Regions from separate parts of the Mus musculus genome. Here region 1 is linked to region 2. Evidence: chromatin loops called from intact Hi-C (ENCODE). Cell type or tissue: gastrocnemius. All regions are shown on one strand. Links, peaks and the distances in the headings refer to the core of each region. The heading gives the core; the rest is flanking DNA.

Region 1 (9,284 bases), core at 418-8,417, 93 kb before region 2:
CTTCCTGAGAGACATCACTTGTGGCAGGCTCAAAATGAGTGTAGCTGGTGTGTACTAGACTATGACCCCATGTCTCTGTCGCAGCGCTTGTCGTTTTATAGGCGATTATACAAGAGAAAGAGATAAACAAAATTCCTGTCCTCTCCAGATGGCAAGTGGCACTGATAGTAATGAAAAAGAAGAGAATGAGAGCCAGATGTGAACAGTGGATAAATATTCAATTTTAAAATGTTTGTGTAGCGAGCAGGTCAAGGTTTGGAAAACAAATGCCAGGTCTTGGAAAGCACAATCTAGATGGGTTCCCACCACAAGCTAGCCGGCTGCTCCCACTGCTTCCATGGGCTTCCTGGAAGAAGCAACACATAGACTGACAACCAAAGGTTTCAGCAGGGGAATCTTTCTCCTGAGCTGCCAGGAATAAAACAAAGCCAAAATAGCCCGAGCAGTCATTTCCTCATGTAGATCCTGTTCTCCCATCCTGCTCCTCATGATCTCTCTCTCACTACCCTCTCCACTGTGCTGATCTGAAGGGGAACTAAGACTTAAAAAGGGGAAATGAGAGGCCGGGGTATTTGTGGACTGTGAGGGATGTAGAATCCCGGAGAGTCCTTGAGTCCCCAAGTCATTGCAAATAAGTAGCCAAGCTCTCTGCTCCTCCTGGCTTGGCTGTAACCTGGAGCAAAGCTACTTCTGCTTTGGACCCACTTAACCTTTTAACTGGGGATCCCCAATCATGTTACCGACATTAATTCCTCTATCCTTACAATGACCTTAGGTTGATGGGAAAAACAAACCAAACTGAGCTTACAAGCTAGTCTAGTCCAACATGCCAAAATGCAAATAACATCTAGTCCAACTTTATTCTATAATTTATCTTCACTTTACTGAGGAGCACACTGCGGTATTAGAGGTGTAAATAACACCAATTTTATATCAGCCTTCGTGTCTTTGAGTTCATCTCTATCAATCATATTTTAGTATCTTTTTTTCTTCTTCTTCCTGGAATTTATTTATTTGCTCAGAGCATCATGTACTCCAGGTTGGTTTTAAATTCAGCATGTAGAGGAAGAAGATCTTCAACTCTTGGTCTCCTACTTCCCAAGTGCTGGGATTAGTGTTAGCTGGCACACTCCTCTGTGTACTGCTAGGAGTCTAACGTGGAGTCTTGTGTTTAACAGACAAGCACTCTGCCAACTGAGAATGTCCCATCCCCCACCCCCAGAACATCTTAGCATGATCACTTGACTGAGAAACTGAAACAGAGAATGACTGGCATGCATCACCCAAGGCTAGGCATCAGAAAGTAAGAAACCCAAAAGCCTGAATTCTGGGGACAAAAATACTTTTTTCTCATTAGATTATGAACCAAGTTTAAAACACTGAATCTACTCAAAGTTTGTAAAATTATGTGGTAACTGCTGTCAAGTTTGAGCTCTTGATACCAAGAATAGTGTGGAATCAGAGATGGTGGTAAAAGTAATTATGATCCAGAGTTTAGAAAGGCTATTATACTCTGTCCTCACCAAGAACATCAGTAGTGTCCCGTCTTAGCTAGGAGGAGGTGGACACTCAGGGGATGCTAATAGTGTCCAGTCAGAGAACAGATAGCAAACACAGAACAGGGACTGAAGCCTGGGTCTTGGAAGTCCAAGTTCAGGAAGGATACACTTTGGGGGGGGTGAGGTGTCCTGCCTTCTAGAGGTGACTAAGAAGTGGGTGCAGGAACACTCACCAGAGCCTCCACCTGACAGCAGAGGAAGAGGCATCTTTGGGTGCTTCTAGCGAAGGGACAGAGCCTATGTGGTGGCCTGCAAGCTAAGGCAAACACTCTAGGAAGAAGAAGTATGTCCATGACACAAGTCCTCGGAATAGAAACAGCAGCCTCTGCAAGAGTAGACAGGAGAGACTTTTATTATACACATGTTCAGGTAGGTTCAGGGTGTGGAAACCTTTGAGTGCATAAATAAAAATGGGAGCAGTTAAGTAATGCAAGCTGGAGGTAGGGAGAGGATTCCAATCCAGGAGGGGTTGTTGGAAGGAAAATAGAATTTCCTCTCTGATTTGTTTTGTTTTGTTTTGTTTTGTTTTTTGAGACAAGGTCTCATGTCACTCAGACCATCCCCAAACTCTCTGTATGGATGCTGGTCTTGAACTTCTGATCTTCCTCTACCTCCCAAGTGACTGGAATCAGTCATATGTCACTATGCCCTGCTCTTCTTTAGATTTAGGAATCAGAGAATAGCTGTATTTTAGTAAGAATGGAATTTTGAGAATGCATGGCTTAGAACGGAACCTGATCCTAGATGTGGGACAATTACAAATATGGGTGGGGAGGGGGAGGAAGGCAGCGTCAAAGTTACTTTGAGCAACTGGAAATTCAAGAGTGATTACAAGATAGCTTGACTAGTAGGCTATATCTAAGTGTTTCCACGCCCGTACTTGTAGAAGGTACATGCTCTCCCCATTTCAAGAGCATAAAGAATCTTCAACTTGTAAAAGCCTGTTTGCAACAGATGATGATGGCAGCCATGGAGTGGTGTACACAGTAGATAGGGACTTTGGTAAACTAGGTAGGAAGTCCCTATCCGTCCCAATCTGCCCCCTCCAGATCCCTCCCAGGTTCTGTCACACTGTTAAGGTTTCCAGTGAGCAACCCAAACCTTTGTATTGTCCAGTTTGCTTTATCAAAGCTAAATTCCCCTGTTAAGTTTCAGGCGATTAACTAAGTTCTCAGAATATGAACTCTGTTGAAATCTGCTGTGACATAAACATTTCTCAAGATATCAGTTCAGGCTCAAGCCAAATACTGAGGCCAGTTCATCTGTGTAAAGTGCGTTTATTCATCCTCTGTGACCCTAGTTAGAGAAATAGCCATAGAAAAATCTAGAGGAACTATCTACAGAAAGTATCCCCATACTCTGGCTACCAGTCCTCGATTATTGCTGGTGCTAGCCGTGCCCACCTAACCCATGAGCTGAAGGTTGGCAACCTCAGTTTCTGAAGAAACCGCTCATTCTGATCGCCTTGGTTTCGGAGTTGACAATGACTAAGGTTTGCATGAATGGTGTGAGACTTTGAGGATTCTTATCAGTCTCAAGATCATTTTCTCACCACCTAACCATATGCTATATTTACACTGTGCCATCCTCCGTCCTAAGTCGTAGAACATGGTGTTCACACATTAAATATCAAGGAAGTACTTATTGTAATCTCCTACGCAATAAGATACTACTAAACATCTAAAGGTGTCCACGGGAATACTCCAAAAATACTACATTCAAACAGAAGAGGAAGTGACAGTGACTACTTAACCGAGGTAACAAAGCCCATCAGTAGTTGAAGGCAAGAGGACTAAAATGTTATGTTCATTTCGCTCGGTGGTTCTCAGCCTTCCTAATGCTGTGACCCTTTAATACAGTTCCTCATGTTGTGGTGACCCCAACCATAAAATTATTTCCGTTCCTACTTCATAACTGTAATTTTGCTACTGTTATGAATTGCAATGTAAATAGGTTTAGACATAGGGGCTTACTAAAGGGGGTCAACCCACAGGTCGAGAACTGCTGATTCGGCTAAACCCTAGCATTTGTTCTGTAGACCCAAACATAGAAAATGGTGTTCTAGACTGGACAGAAGATGGAAACCATTATAAAGCAATTTCTATGCTCAGAGTGCTCATATTTCTAATCCTCTCAATGGTATTTAAATTTTGTTCATTTTACTGACTTTCAAACTAGAAGGGGCGGGAAAACTAGACCTCACCAACACTAGTCCTTCCTTTTTAAGCAGGTAAGGTAACCTTAGGCCATACTGAGTACTGAACTTATCTCAAGACCTCAAGAACTATCAATTATTAGTCTTGCATTGTGACACATATCTTTAATCCCAACAAGTGTGAGGCAGAGGCAGGCAGATCTCTGTGAGTTCGAGGCCAACCTGGGTCTCTACATAGTGCTTTCTAGGGCAGTCAGAGATACATTGTCAAGACCTCTGGCAAAACAAACAAAACAGTAGTAGAAGCCAGAAGGCCAGTTGTGGTAGTATATACCTATAATCCTACACACACAAGTACAGCATGAGATAATTACAAATTCATTGGCCAGTCTGGGAAGGGAGGTGCTAATAGGCATATCCAAAGCTAGAAGCCAACCTTTGATACAAATCATGGTAAGACTTCCATGTTCTGTGTCGTTCCCAGGAGGGAAAGGTTGTGATTGCATAAAGTTGTTGCTACGCACTCGTGCACTCGATGAAGACTTCAATTCTGCCTCTCATCTTCGCCTTCCCCCACTTTTCACCACTTTTCACTCTCATCCACTTAACCTTTACTGGTCCCAACACTGCCTCTGGAGGGAAACTAGGGCTGGGAACCATTTGGAATTACGGAAGCTGATTTCACATCCCTTATCACTAACTCTTGAACAAAATTTGTCTGGGACAAAATTGTAATTGCTTAATCGGGAACAAAAGGCAAAGGGAAAGGGAGGGGGGAGCGGTGTTTGAATGGCAAAGTCGTGCACGCTGTAACACTTGGACGAGGCAGATCAGGACTAAAAATGGAACAGTGCAAGGCAAGGCCAACTTCGCACGTGCCTCTGAAGCTCCTGTGCTCCTGTCAGCGCGGAAGAGCCTTCCTTCTGCAGAGGGTTCCAGCCCCGCGGCCTCCGAGCCACGGAGGGGCACCGGTACCTTCTGGGCGGAAGCCGTGCCGCTCACGACACCGCCCCCTCCCACCCTGGCCCAGAGTGGAAGTGACGAAAGCCGCCGCGGAGTCACTTCCTTCTGGGTGGATGAGGAGGAGCCCGAGCTGCCGCGGAGGAGCCCGAGTGGAGACGGACGGCGCCGGAGAGGTGAGACTGGTGGCGTCGGCGGTCGCGGCCCGCGCGGGCAGGACGGAAGGGACGCGGATGAGGGCGGCCGTGGAAGCCGCTGCGGACCAGCGGGAGCGGCGAGCCCCGCCGCAGGCCGGGAGGGTGACCGAGCGCCCTGGGGGAGTCGCGAACACCTGCAGACGCGCCTGCGGGCTCCGAGGGGCTGGATGGGCACATCGGGGGCCGGAGGATCGAGGAGAGGGTGCCCGGCTCGGGCGTCGGCCAGCGCGAGCCCACGGACACCAGGCTGAAGGGTGTTCTGGAGCAGGGAAAGGGCCCTGCGATCCGACAGCGCAGGGTAGGAGTTAGTCCCGGACAGTGTCCCAGAGCCTTGGAGAAATCGGTGTCTCTTCAACCCCATCATCACGGAAATGGGAGAGGAAGCTCTGCCCAGCCCTGGTGCCTTGTTACTTGTGTATATCCTGTGTGTGCCACTGTCTGTCTGTTGCCTCTTTCCTTGAGCCATTTGTCAGCTCCTGGATCCCGAGGGTTGTCATGGACTGAAACTTACTGTTCTCCTTAGTGTATTTGTCGTCAACGAAAATGCAGAACACCTAGAGGAATTCTAGGTTAGATGAAATTTCCAAGATTAGGAATTTGTCCCACCCCACCCTGGGGCCTCTGAAGCACCTGCAGTTGCTCCAGACCTGCTCTGGTTGGTGCCGGGGGCTGTCCACCCTGCAGGGTAATGAGAGTAAGTCAGGTCTCTCCTCCTCCGTCATTCCCGGTCAGTTTCACCCTCTCCTCCTATTCGCTGAAGGACTGACACAAAGCTGTCTGCTGCTGGGAACGGGAAATTTATTGAGGAACTATAAATCTGCATGGAATGAATTCAGATCCTAGCAAGATGCCTTCCTCCACCGGCCAGGCGATCTGAAGTACCTACTTTACCCTTTTTATTTCCCTGTTAAGTAGATGGCATAACATTTTTTTTCACAAAATTTTAGGAAAGTGACATGTTTCTTGTATGGAGTGGCTGTACACAGGACATGTTTACTTTCTGTATCTCAGAATACTGTTGGAAGGTGAGCCCAGTTTCTGACTGGAAGATGTCCTTCTCACACAATTCAAGAAATACGTAGGATCGGATGTTCCTTTTTGAATAGGGGATTTGGATTTTTTTTTTTCTCCCACTTCTTAAGTTGGTGTGTCTGGGTGAATTCAGGCTTGTGTATCTTGGCATCTGGGCTTGTCTACCAACAGAAAACAAACTGTGTGGCTTGCTTTTGCTGCCGTTTTGGACTTCTTTCACTGTTCCCTTCCCTCTCTTATGTCGGAGGGTCGGTTGGTCACAAGGAAGAAAGCAGATATTAAGGACAGTGTTTACACTTTGCGGCTAAGGTCAGGTGAGAGATAATTATGGCTTTTGAGGTGGATGACCCAAGGACCATCATTTGAGGACATGAGGATTACTAGTTTAGAGGTGACATGTTTGAAAGGTTAAAGAAGGCTTTGAAACGAAGTAAAGGCAACAAGAAGGATGTTGGGGGGGGGGAACTGTGACCCTCCCCCCCAAAAAAGCCTTAATTAGATAATTCATAACATCTCAAAATAGTAGTGTGACTTGTCTCTCTCAGCAGGAGGGCGAAAATGAAAGCAGGCTGTAGCATCGTGGAAAAGCCAGAAGGAGGTGGAGGTGAGCAGAAGTTCGTCATCGTCGCTGATAGATCTGGAATGTCCCTTGGTGCTTCCTGTTCTCCCTACTTGGGCTTAGTTGACAAATGCTAGACCACGACCGAAGGTCTCACAGCTGTCTAGATCTTGGTAGAGTGGCTGTAGGCCTGTTTCCTATGAATAAGCATATAGCTTTCGCACCCTACACACGTTTACTGCACGTTTTCGTGTCTGGGGATAAGGTGCCTTCTGCCATATGTCCCTAAAACATTAGTTTATCTTTCTTCTTTGTTCCTTTTTGACCTATCGTGTCAAATAGGTAATCTACATGGAAAGGTCACGAATTAGGGTATATAGGCACTGCTGCCCAACTTGTGTTAGATATCAGTGATTGCCACAAGTATGGGTAATTTCTCCATCCTTTCCTCTCCTCTTCGTGCTGAGCCTAGCTGACTGGAAGGGTGTGTTTGCCAAGTACTCTAGAGACTGTGAGCCGTGGAATGTGGAGGTGGGGGTACTGGCATGTTTGTACCTAACTCCTAGCTACTTTGATCTTGCCCTCTTTCCCACACAAGGGTATCAGTTTCCGGATTGGGCCTACAAAGCCGAGTCGTCGCCGGGCTCCCGGCAGATCCAGCTGTGGCACTTCATCCTGGAACTGCTGCAGAAGGAAGAGTTCCGCCATGTCATCGCCTGGCAGCAGGGAGAGTACGGGGAGTTTGTCATCAAGGATCCAGATGAAGTGGCTCGCCTCTGGGGCCGCAGGAAGTGCAAACCACAGATGAACTATGACAAGCTGAGCCGGGCCCTCAGGTGAGAGAAATGAGCCCCCAGATGTGTGGCATTAACAAAGTTGGAAAGAGAGTGTGCAGTTCTGTGACTGTTATCAGAAAGGGTATCAGGTGATGAAGGACTGCGCTCCTCGAGTGGTGTGTGACTTGAAAGTGTGAGAAAAGAGGTGTCGGGTCTGAGTGGCCTAGGAGGTGAAGGGGGTGGGAGGGAGTTCCAATGTGGCTGGCACTGGCTCCTGACAGCTGGTTCTGCTTTGTAGTGGGTAAGAATACATGGCGAAACATGGACTCGGACTCACTGATAATCCACAGGATTAGTGTAGACTTCCCTGTTGGGAAATTCCTACCATTTCTTTGCTGTAGGCTCTTCTATAGAGGAATCGAGAAGGGAAAAACCGAGTATGGCAGGGAGGTTTGCCTGAGTGGCTCTGAGCCCAGCTGCTCACGTACCCGGGCCGCAGCCTGCATGCCTGCATGTCTTCTCTGTCAGCTTTTAAACTTTATAACTCTTCTGTCCTCAAGGGGCCAGCAGGTAGTTGATGATATCTGCTACATAATAGACGCCAGAGATTCCATTCTCAGTAGTGAGAGTGTAAAATCTAGGCAGTGAAATGTTATCTGGAGCCTCCCACATCCTATGTGTGCCACATTAAAGGTGCAGAAGGCCAGGGTGGTGGTGGTGGTTCCCAGCTCATCCCATATCCCACTTGCTACTGTAAAACAGGTTTCCGGCGCTTTGCTTCTTCCTTGCGCTTGGGCTCCTGACTGACCTCGGGAGGTTTCCCTGAAGACTTGTCAGACCCAACCAGGGCAAGACAGAAAGCAACTGCACAGTTAGTTTTATTCACAGTGGAGCAGGAAGGAAGTGGACTGTAGATCGAAACTGTAGAGAAATGAGACGGTGAGTGGTTAGAACCAAGGAAGGCGTTTGGGATCTTAAAGCAGAGTCGTCAAGCTCTGGCCAAAGACTACAGCCAGGCTGACACTGGAGTTAGCGCTTAGGTCTGCAAGGCCTAACTCCAGGGCCAGGCGACAAAGGGATGCTGGAGGTTTTTGTAAGCAGTGCTTAAGAGCCAGGATTGGTCTTGGTAATTACTTGAGTGTAGCAAATGCTGAACCGTGTGTCCTTCCTTTGTAGATACTATTACAACAAGAGGATCCTTCATAAAACAAAAGGGAAAAGGTTTACTTACAAGTTTAACTTCAACAAGCTCGTGATGCCCAACTACCCGTTCATCAACATTCGCTCGAGTGGTAAGATGCAGGCAAGCACCTGTGATGGAGAGTGGGTTTGAATTCTAAAAGAATTTTTAAAAGCCCAAATCTGAGACATTCCCCGTGTAAGGAGATGTTTAGAAGCAGTGAAGTAACGTGATCCCCTAGACTACCTCAAGCCCTCCTTACTCATCTATGGGGGTAGTGGGCTGCGCGGGGCTCCGATGAGCTGTGCGGGGCTCCGATACGCTTGCTTCCCCCTTTATATGAACTATTTTCAGTCTCCTGGAGAGCAACTGAACTCAATTTGGGGAATGAGCCCATAGGTTTATGTTGTGTTTTAAGTTCAAGACTCTGTTTTAACACCTTGCCCAGTGGCTGTTTCATAGCTGTGAACCTGTTTCTACAAACGTTTCCGATTTTCTATGAAACTACATGCTCTCCCTTATCACGTGAATGCCATCAAAACCACAGCATCCTTGATCGGAGAAGGGGAAGTTGACGTGTTCGCAGTGAAAGGCTGAGGCTGTGATGTGCAGCAGCGCTCAGCTCCGTGCCTCAGTGCAGGGCTCAGGGCTGCAAGCAGGCTTTCCCAGTCCAGGTTACAGCATTGCATCACAGCTCCCAGCCTCTCGGTCTGCCCCTCGATAAAGACACGGCCACTTAGAAAAGTGTCAGATGTAGTTGATGGTGAGATTAGAGTTTTCTTTTTGCTTCGGGGTTTTTTTTTGTTGTTTTTTTTTTTGGTTGGGGGGCAGCATTAAAAGATGATAAATTATCCACCTGCTCAGGA
Region 2 (9,284 bases), core at 698-8,697:
TCAGATATGAAACAGATAAAGAGCATACTGCATTTTTGTTTGAACTATACAAGCAGGAAAAAAAAAACAGCATACAAAACCAAAAGCAAATGAAAGAAAGACTACATTGGATTGTGGCAGAAAGAAATCAACCTGTGGATCAGTTTCCAGACTTGAGTCAGTTTGCAGATTTGAATGAAGGGCCAGCCAGGTTCTCCTTAGGAAGGACCTTGATAAAGTACCTAAAAGTTGTACTGTTAGGCTTTCTCCTTCCATAGAAAAATACAGCCTTTTACAAGGATAGCTGTAAACTGGGGGGAAAAGAAACAATCAGACTTTCCAGGGTCTATTGGATACTGGTTCTGAATTGATTCTGATTCCAGGACATCCCAAGAAACAATGTGGTCCATCAGTTAAAGTTAGGGCTTATAGAGGCCAGGTGATTTATGGAGTTTTGGTTGAAATCTGACTCAAAGTAGGTTCCCTGGGTCCCTGAACTCATCCCATGGTTATTTCCTCAATCCTAGAATACATATTTGGACATACTTAGAAATTGGCAGAATTCTCACATTCTGACTTGTAGAGTGAGTTTTGGAAAGGCTATCTATGGTTGAAAAAGCTAAATGGAAGCCTTTAGAATTGTCTGTACCAGGGAAAATAGTGAATCCAAAGCAGTATTGCATTCCTTGAGAAACTGCAGAAAATGGTGCAACCATCAAGGACTTGAAAGATGCAGGGGTTGTGGCTTCCATCACATCTCCCACTAACTCTCCTATCTGATTAGTGCAGAAGACAGATGGATCATGGAGAATGACAGCTGACTATCAAAAACTCAAGTAGTGGCTCCTATGCTGTTCCAATGTAGTGTCCTTAATTGAGAAGATTAACGCATCTCCTGGACCATGGTCTAGTATGTTGTATGCAGATATTGATATAACAAATAGCTTTCTCTTTATAACCCTGGCTGTCCTGGAACTCACTCTGTAGACTAGACTGGCCTCGAACTCAGAAATCCACCTGCCTCTGCCTCCCAAGTGCCGGGATTAAAGGCGTGCACCACCACGCCTGGCTAAGCATGTGTTTGTACATACATTTGTGGTTTTTGTTCCTCGATTTCTTTATCATATGATGTAACATCAATGAAGAGAGTATCAGTGTTTATAATATTTAAGTTTGAGATACTAAAAGAGATAATGCCATCTATTCTAAAATTTGCAATGCGTTTGTGTATGGAGTATAGTTATATCATGTTAGGTATAATTATGGTTTAAATATATAATGCATTTGTAATTAATTGTATGTAGGATAGTTTTTATCATGTTAGATGTAATTATGACCTAGTTATTGTTTTCATTTAGAAATTAAGCCTGACTTAAGGAGATAAGATTGTGTGTCAAGTTGACAAGGAGTGAACTTGTGATGGCTATTCTTGGTTGTCGACTTGACTACACCTGGAATTAACTAAAACCCAGGTGGCCTGGTACATCTATGAAGGACCTTCCTCCTCTTCCTTTTTCTTTCTTTCTTTCTTTCTTTCTTTCTTTCTTTCTTTCTTTCTTTCTTTCTTTCTCTCTTTCTTTCTTCCTTCCTTCCTTCCTTCCTTCTTTCCTTCCTTCCTTCCTTTCCTCCTCCTCCTCCTCCTTCTTCTTTCTTCTTTCTTCTTTCTTCTCCTCCTCCTTCTCCTTTTTCTCCTTCTTCTTCTCTTCCTCCTCCTCTTCTTCTTCCTCCTCCTTTTCTTTCTTTGTTTTTGTTGTTTTGTGTTTTTGAGACAGGGTTTCTCTGTGTAGCTCTGATTGTCCTGGTACCTGTTTCACAGAGATCCACCTGCCTCTGCCTCCTGAGCACTAAGATTAAAGAAGCATCCTACCACGCCTGGCCTGAGATATATATATATTTTTTCTTAATAAAGTCATTTGAAGTAGGAAGACCCACTTTTAATCTGGATCTTTTGAAGTTGAAAGATCCACCTTTAATCTGGGTCATATCTTCTAGTAGCAGCCTATATAAAGGACATGGAAGAAGGAAGCTTTCTCTCTCTGCCTGCTTGATCTTACTCTTGCTGGTAAATCCATTTCTCCACTGGCATTAGAGCTTACTTCTTCAGGATTCTGGTATATAGTGAAGACCATCTGAGACATCCCGCCTTGTGGACTGAATGGCTACTGGATTCTTATTTTGGCCCTCCATTGGTAAGACAGCTACTGTTGGACCACAACCAGTAAACCAGTCTAATAAATCCCATATGTGACTGCTCAGAGATTGTGGGCAGCCTGAGATACTTAGTGAAAACACTATCTCAAAACAAAGATACAAGCATCTGGAGATAAGGCTTAGTAAAAACATGCATGGCAAGTACAAGTTCAACCCTACTGTGTGACAGACATTTCCTGAGAAGATGTAACCAAGTATCTACCCACTCCAGAAAGGGACTAAGAGCAGAACACAGTATAGAGACCACCACAGTCCAATTTGGGGAACCAATGAGTCTTATTAGGGCTGCTTACAGAAACGTGGGTAGGGTCTTTCTTATAGGAACAGAAATGACTTAAAGACAGTAGCATCCCCAAAGAGCATCCCACCAAAGCTGGAAACCTGGAGCACACTGCACACTCTACAGCAGCTCACCATACTGTAGTGTTCTCTCTAGGTAGGTAGCTCAGTTGTTCTGAGCCTCTTCCAGGCTGCTTAGCTGGTCTTAAAGTTGGATTGTCTGAGGATGATTCTAAATCGTTCTTATTGATTACATATGCTTGGGGAGGGAGGGGTCTAGTGAATCTAGTCAGTTTCAGGAACCTTCTGAAGCTGTTTTGAGTTTGTACTTCCTGTCTGAAGGAGCTTCTCCACGGGATAGCATGTTTTACCTCTCCTTCGAACATTTTGCCTAAAAAATATGTTTCGCTTCCCTTTTCATATCCTATGTCTTATAGGATTTCTCTCCAAGAGAGAAGGTTCTGAGTGGAAACTGCTACCCAGCAACCCCCTAGAACACACATAAAGAGGCTGAGTTTGGGTGGCTGTGAACTTGCTCTCACAATGCTGAGAAGGGTAAGAGGGTGGCACTTACTCACCAGCCATTCTTGGCCTACTCAGCAAGCTGGGGCTGTGGAGAGAGACCAGGCTCCAGAGAAGGGGTGAGGTTGTTTGGCATTTGAGGAAGAATGCCACCCACACTTGTCCTCTGGGCTCCACAAGCACACCTGTGGAAGAGCGCAGCAATTGTTAAGGTTCAGATGGCAAGCACTCAGAAATTTCAAGAAGTTGTTTCAAGAGTCACAGTGCTGCTCCCCACGGTTATAGAAACAATATCAACTCCAATAGCTCTAGTGGTAGAGGTCAGTAGTCCACCGTCCTCATCCATGCGGAGATGGGTTTTTGCTGGTGCCTCTGCCTTTAGGGGTTTGTACTCCTAGAAGTAACCCCAATAAATCCACTGGCTGTTGAGAACAGGCTTCAGTAAAACTGTTGGTGCACTATCTAATGTTAACAGATGTCTGGTCTCACCAGGAAGTCACATATTACACACACACACACACAAAATAACAAAGTGTATTCATCAACCTGTACTGGAAAAGTCTCCTTTTTACTTCAATCTTTACTTCTGACTTCCGACAGTTACTTGAAGAGATTTAGAAACCGTGATTTCACGAAGGGGGTGTGTGTCATCGAAATAACATTGCCCTGCAAAGGCTTTTGCATTGAAATTAAAAGGCAGAGCCATACAAGATACCCAAGCTAAATCGAGTACAGCCGCGAGGGGAGAGACGGTGGGTGCTCAGAGGGGCGAGGGCACAGCTAAGAGGGTTCCTGGTAACTTGGAAAGGAGCGCGACAAATGAGTGAAAACGGGCAGAGGAGGACGGGACCGCAGCGAGAGCGCAGACAGAGGCGCGGCCAGCGGACACTGCGGAAACAAAGGTCGAGTCTCTGGGACAGCAGCACCGGGAGCAGCTAGGCCGCAGCGCGCGGACCGGGGGCGCGCGGGGCTGTGAAAGGGCGGGCGGCGCCAAGGAGGAGCCAGCGGCCGGCCCGGGCGAGCGGAGTCCGCCGTGGCGGGGCTGTGGCGAGGCGGGGCGAGGCGGGGCGGTGGCGGGGCGGGGCGGAGCGGGGGTGGGGCGGAGCCGGCCGGCGGCAGCGGGCTTGGCCTTAGCGAGCGAGCGCGCGCGGGGGCGGGGCCGGAAGCGCAGCGGCCGCGACGCGGACGCCGGGAGCGGCCGAGCGGGGAGGCTGTGGCTGGCGGGCGGGTGGGCACGGAGGCCGAGGCCGCGGCCCGGGCTCTCCGCGCCGCTGTGGAGGGCGCCCTGGCCCTAACCGAGCCGCAACAATACTAGGAGCGGGTCGCCGGACACGATCGGCGGGCGAGGGGGAAGCGGGACTACCGCTCCAGAGCGCTGCGGCGAGAGAGACTTTCGGAGCCTGGACGTGCTGGAGCACACAGAGCTGACTGAGGAAATTGTCTGAGAAAAAGGCCGATCTGAGGCTGGGTTAGGTGGAGGAACCTGCAAGTCGAAAGGGAAAAGAAGGTTTAAGATTTCCTGGGGGTTTGGCCAATGCTACCGTTTTGAAGGTAGAAAGCATTGCGCTTCAGGTGTTTTGTGATTGTTGTGTGTGTGTCTGCACAATTGGTTCATTTCAGAATTCAAAAACCTTTACTGTAGAAGAAGATGGTTGTTTTGTTTTGATTTTTAAAAGAAATCCGCAAATTTTGCTTCCCAGGGCTGCACTGGACCGTGTTGTGTACATACTGCTGTGTGGTTTTATTTATTTTAACTGTGCAAATCGTCTGGAAGATTTTTCTCCCAAGTGCCATTTCGGATTTGTTCAGCCTTTTTGTTTTGTTTTGTTTTGTTTTTGTTTTTCCTTCCCTGGAATAATTCTGCTGTTGGCATTTTAAGCATTTGGAAACCAGAGATTTTTTTTTTCAACCTTTGGAGCTTAAGGCTTCCCTGTCAACAGAAGGACAGCTGGGGAAACTGGATTGAAAGGATGGCTTTTATCTGTCTGCAACTAAGACTGATATTTTGAAGTCAGATTCTTTCTGTGGTTCAGTTTTTAGCCCGTAGGGCTAACCTTGAAGAGATTTGTGGTTAACAGTTTGGTTTCTAAGAAGGTCATAGTTTTTCCTCTCTTTTTTTCTTTTCATTTTCTTTTTTAAGACGAGGGAGGGGAAGGTTAAGGGTGAAGGAAGGAGGAGACCATGTTAACCGATAGAAGCAGAATAGCACTGCAGTTACCAGGGTCCTGACAGCTGGAAGAAACAAGGATTCAGTCTTCAACTTGGGAGGCCTTCCTCTCACCTTCCTTCAAAATTGCAAGGGACTCAGGCCTGATCAAGACGCCCAAAGAAACTACAGGATTCCAGAACTGTGGAGACACGGAGAAACCATGAGCATACGGTTGCCCCATAGTATAGACAGGTATGTTTAAATAATTGAGGATTTTTTTTTTCCAACACTTATTAAAATGACTGGGGGGGAAGTGTTGTGTTTGCCTGGCTGGGCTGTGGGATAGATAGGCTGTGGTCTATGAGGACTGTCAGTGTGTCAGTATATATGTTTCTGTACCCTCGGTGTGTGTTCATGTTCAAAATGTACCCCATAGTTGTGTGTCCTTTCTAACCAGTAAGCAGTGAGGCTGAGAGGAGGGGGTGATGCTTGCTGTGGCTTTTACCTTACACCAGGTATAAGGCTCACTCTGAGTCCCCCAGCTTGCTAGCCTAGGGATCAGGTTGGACCAAACCTGCTCATGTGAACCCACAGGGCTGAGTGGGGACTAGCTTTAGCTATCTGGGGAGGGTCGGGGGACGGCTGACAGGGCTGGGAGCCTCCATGAGGCTGATAGTTATGGAATGGTGGGGCACAGTGGTAGGTAGGGTGGTTCCCATTTAAAATGAGGAAGATGCTGTTGCCTGAAATGTTGGGACAGTGTCACCAGTGTCACCAGTGGTTGATAGAGCTCGGAAATGTTTAGGCCACATTAGGATTTCTTCTTCCAGTTGAGAGTTTAAATTGAGACCTACCAACAGGCTGATTGATGCTCCAGGTTTAATCTTCCAAGCTGTTCTCAATAAGCTTGACTCTGCAAAACAGGCCTTCCCTTTGCTTGAAGCCGGAAGGAGTTGTTTTGGCTCCTAGGCCCTTGAAATCAGCTGGAAGCACATGATGCCCCTTCCCCCATGAGCTGGGTCTGGCTTTGCAGTACAACTTTGGTAGGTGTCTGCCTGGCCATCCCTTCCCCTTTCCCTCTTCAACCCTTCCTCCTTAAAAGTCCTCTATGGAGGTGTGTTTTGTGGATATTCTATACGTCCTAACTGGATAGATAGGTAGGTGGTTGGAAACTAACAGTCCAATGGAAACTAGTATTTGTGAGGTAGGAAGGAATATCTGGAAGTCTACCTATCTATCTATCTATCTATCTATCTATCTATCTATCTATCTATCTATCTATCTATCTATCTATCTGTAAGTCAGCAGTTGCTCTCTCTGGGTCAGTTAACCTTTGGCTATACATGCTAATAGTAATTTCCTTTTGACTGTGGAGTGCGGCCTAAAACATAATGTCTCCCAAATACCACCTCTGTGTTGTCTCAGGGTCCCAGTTAGATCTGTTTAGTAGTGGGGGTTGGGGGCGGGGAAGGAACTGCCTTGCAGTCGGGAAGAGCGGGCAACCACGGAGGCAATGTGGCTAGCTGGCATCTCCCTTCCCTTTTCCATTGTGGTCTTCTGAAATTTGGCCCTGGGAAAGGATAACTGAAGCTGTCAGAGTAAGAAGGTGAAGGGTTTGCATGTCTGCCCTTCTCTCCCTCTTCTTAGACCTGGGGGATTAGTATACTCAAATTAAGATTTGAGGTGATGAATAATTTCTGTTAGTTCAGGGGTGTGAGCAGATGGGAACCAGGAATTGAGGGGTGTGAGAAGGAGGCAGTGAGGGCTTCTGGGTTAATGTGAGATGTTCCTCTAGAAGCTTGCATGACTTCACAGATACAGACCTCAGGCTCCCAAGTGCTCTCCTTAGCACGCTGCTTCCTTGAACCTTATGATGTATCTGTGAGGTAGACAAGCCGGAAGTCACTGCTCACATTTTGCAGATGAGGCGACTGAGTGGATTCCCGGTTTGTTCAGTGCCATTTAGCGTTATCTGAGGAGTGTCAGGATCTAGTGTAAAATCTTAAGTTCCAGTTCTGAATCCCTGTTCTTCCTGTTGCCCATCCTGTCTGCAGAGGTTTATAGACTCACCATTTAGAATGGGTAAGGCACCATTTTGCTCTCTCTGGCAGTTGTCAAGTGTCCCCCTGTACTTTGTACCTATAATCTCTGGAGTTAAAGCAGTGTGTTATTCCATGGGAAGGCCTTGCTTGCTTTTACCGTGCCTGACTCTCTGCCACAGTCAGTCCTGAAACTGAAGTCCCCTTCTGGCTTTGTCTTGCTGGCCTCCCTGATCTTGCAGTAATAGAGTCAAAGTACACTGTTGAACTTGATGTCGCAGGCTCTGTACCTTGTGAATGTAAATAATTCACAATCTTTTTTTTTTTTTTTTTTTTTTTGTCACCCCAGCTGGCTTCCCAACTTGCTGTGTATCTGGGACTTTCAATCTTGCTTCCGCCTCCTGCATGATAATTTAGTCTGATGCCACACTGGAGTAACAGATTAGAAGGAAGTGTTTCGAATTATGGTGTCAGGAATTCTATTCTCTTTTAGCTTGCCAATATATTGTGTGAGATGGTGTCAGGGTTTTAGAAAATTATTCGTTTCTTCCTGAGAGCAGGCGATCTAATTGGAAAGTAGACACCGTGCGTGGCACATGCTTATGACTCCAGCACTTGGGAAGCTGAAGCAGGAAGGATTACAAGGCTGAAGCCTGTGCTACTTAGAGAGTTTGAGGCCAGCCTGAGTTTCACCCTGGCTCAACAATACAACACCCCAAAGGCCACAGAAGTACTAGTCCGCTCTGAATGCAGGGGCTGTGTTGTTTGGCTTGCTTTTGTCCTATCTGCTAAGTTCAGTGCTTGGTATGCAGTCAGTGATCCGTAAACACTCCAGACTTGTGTTGAGGTTAAGTGAACTTACCAAAAAGTGTGAATTCATCCACCGAAAGTTGTTTTAATGACTTGGTTATGTGGTTAATCTAGGGTAAACTTCAGCAAAAACTTCCTTGGCGTTACGTATTTTCTAGGAGATAAGAGGACAGGCTGGAGGATCATATAGCTAGAGACTGAGTGTGCCTTAAATAAAGCCTGGGCTACCTGTTTGGCAGCCTTTTACATCAGTTTTCTCCTGTTGAGTCATGGAAGTCATGTTGAGTCATACGGGAGTCATGGAGCGTTTTTTTTTGGATGATTTCTCTCTTTGTGATCATCGGTTGTAAGAGATGAGATGAGATGTGGCTACCCCTGTCCTCGAAGGGGTAAAAAATAATATCTTTTTTGCCCTTCATCTTAATTTCAATATTTTCTGAAAATGTGTTTGGTATTGTAAATAGAGATTATGCCCAATACCTCGGGGTAAATGTTCTTGGGGCTGGGCAGGGTAGGAGTTTGTATCTATAGAACAGCTTTTCTCTGCACAAAGGTAGTTCATGTGAAGACCAAACTAGAAAAAAACACAGTTATGCCAAGAATTCTTGGTCTTCTCCATTTATTTCCTCCTGTGTAGGACAGCAATTCCACACAAGTGTTAGCTCCAGTTCACACGATTCTGGGTTTGCTATTTGAAATTTGCTTACTATATCTCCTTCCAGGGCTGTTGAAAGGCGCAAACCAGATGAGAGAAGACATTCCAAATTGCTTTTTAAATTATGAAACTATCTAAATTCTATGTGGTAAATTCATGGCTTTGTCTTAGCTTTGTGTACTACTTCATGACTTAAATAATCTAAAACAACCTAAAGCTGGTATGGTGGAGCACACCTTTAATCTCAGCGCTTGGGAAGGAGAGGCAGATGGATCTCTAGAAGTTCAAAGCTAGGATGGTCTACAAATCAAGCCTGGGGCCAGCCAGGGCTACGTATTGAGACCTGTCTCAAAACAACAACAATAATAATGATTTTAAAAGTTAAGAAGTATCATAAAATTCTATTATTTTGAGAAATTAAGAATGAACAGGATTGTTGTTGTTGCAGAAATATACAAGGTGAGAAGAACAGAAGATAATACTGGGTTGGGTGTATAGCTTAGTTGGTAGTTAGTTAGTAGTTGTTGCTGGGCTGTGGGAAGAACTAGGTTCAGTCACCAGTCATTCCTATAATGTCAGCACTCCAGAAGTAGAGGCAGAGGATTGGAAATCTAAGGGCCTTGGCTTCATAGGGAGTCTA

The links. Peaks named below come from ENCODE experiments on the same cell type or tissue, not always from the same donor. Only the 100,000 strongest peaks of a DNase experiment are listed, where the experiment ranks them.
Region 1: a loop joins it to region 2, with 2.9 times the contacts of the local background. A loop is called at or near these places in 7 of 42 quality-filtered maps.

Annotation. Positions count from the first base shown.
Region 1 is chr3:87,520,810-87,530,093 of GRCm38, forward strand. Etv3 (ets variant 3) reads left to right here and starts at 4,769. Exons shown (of 5, transcript NM_001083318.2): 1 at 4,769-4,850; 2 at 6,449-6,507; 3 at 7,061-7,298; 4 at 8,415-8,530. The coding sequence starts at 6,462. In gastrocnemius, for the core only: a CTCF peak has its summit at 4,735; a DNase peak (open chromatin) is centred at 4,752; H3K4me3 peaks cover 2,096 bases; H3K27ac peaks cover 1,790 bases.
Region 2 is chr3:87,613,401-87,622,684 of GRCm38, forward strand. Arhgef11 (Rho guanine nucleotide exchange factor (GEF) 11) reads left to right here and starts at 4,159. Exons shown (of 40, transcript NM_001003912.2): 1 at 4,159-5,392. The coding sequence starts at 5,361. In gastrocnemius, for the core only: no CTCF peak of the experiment used is centred there; a DNase peak (open chromatin) is centred at 4,083; H3K4me3 peaks cover 4,128 bases; H3K27ac peaks cover 3,272 bases.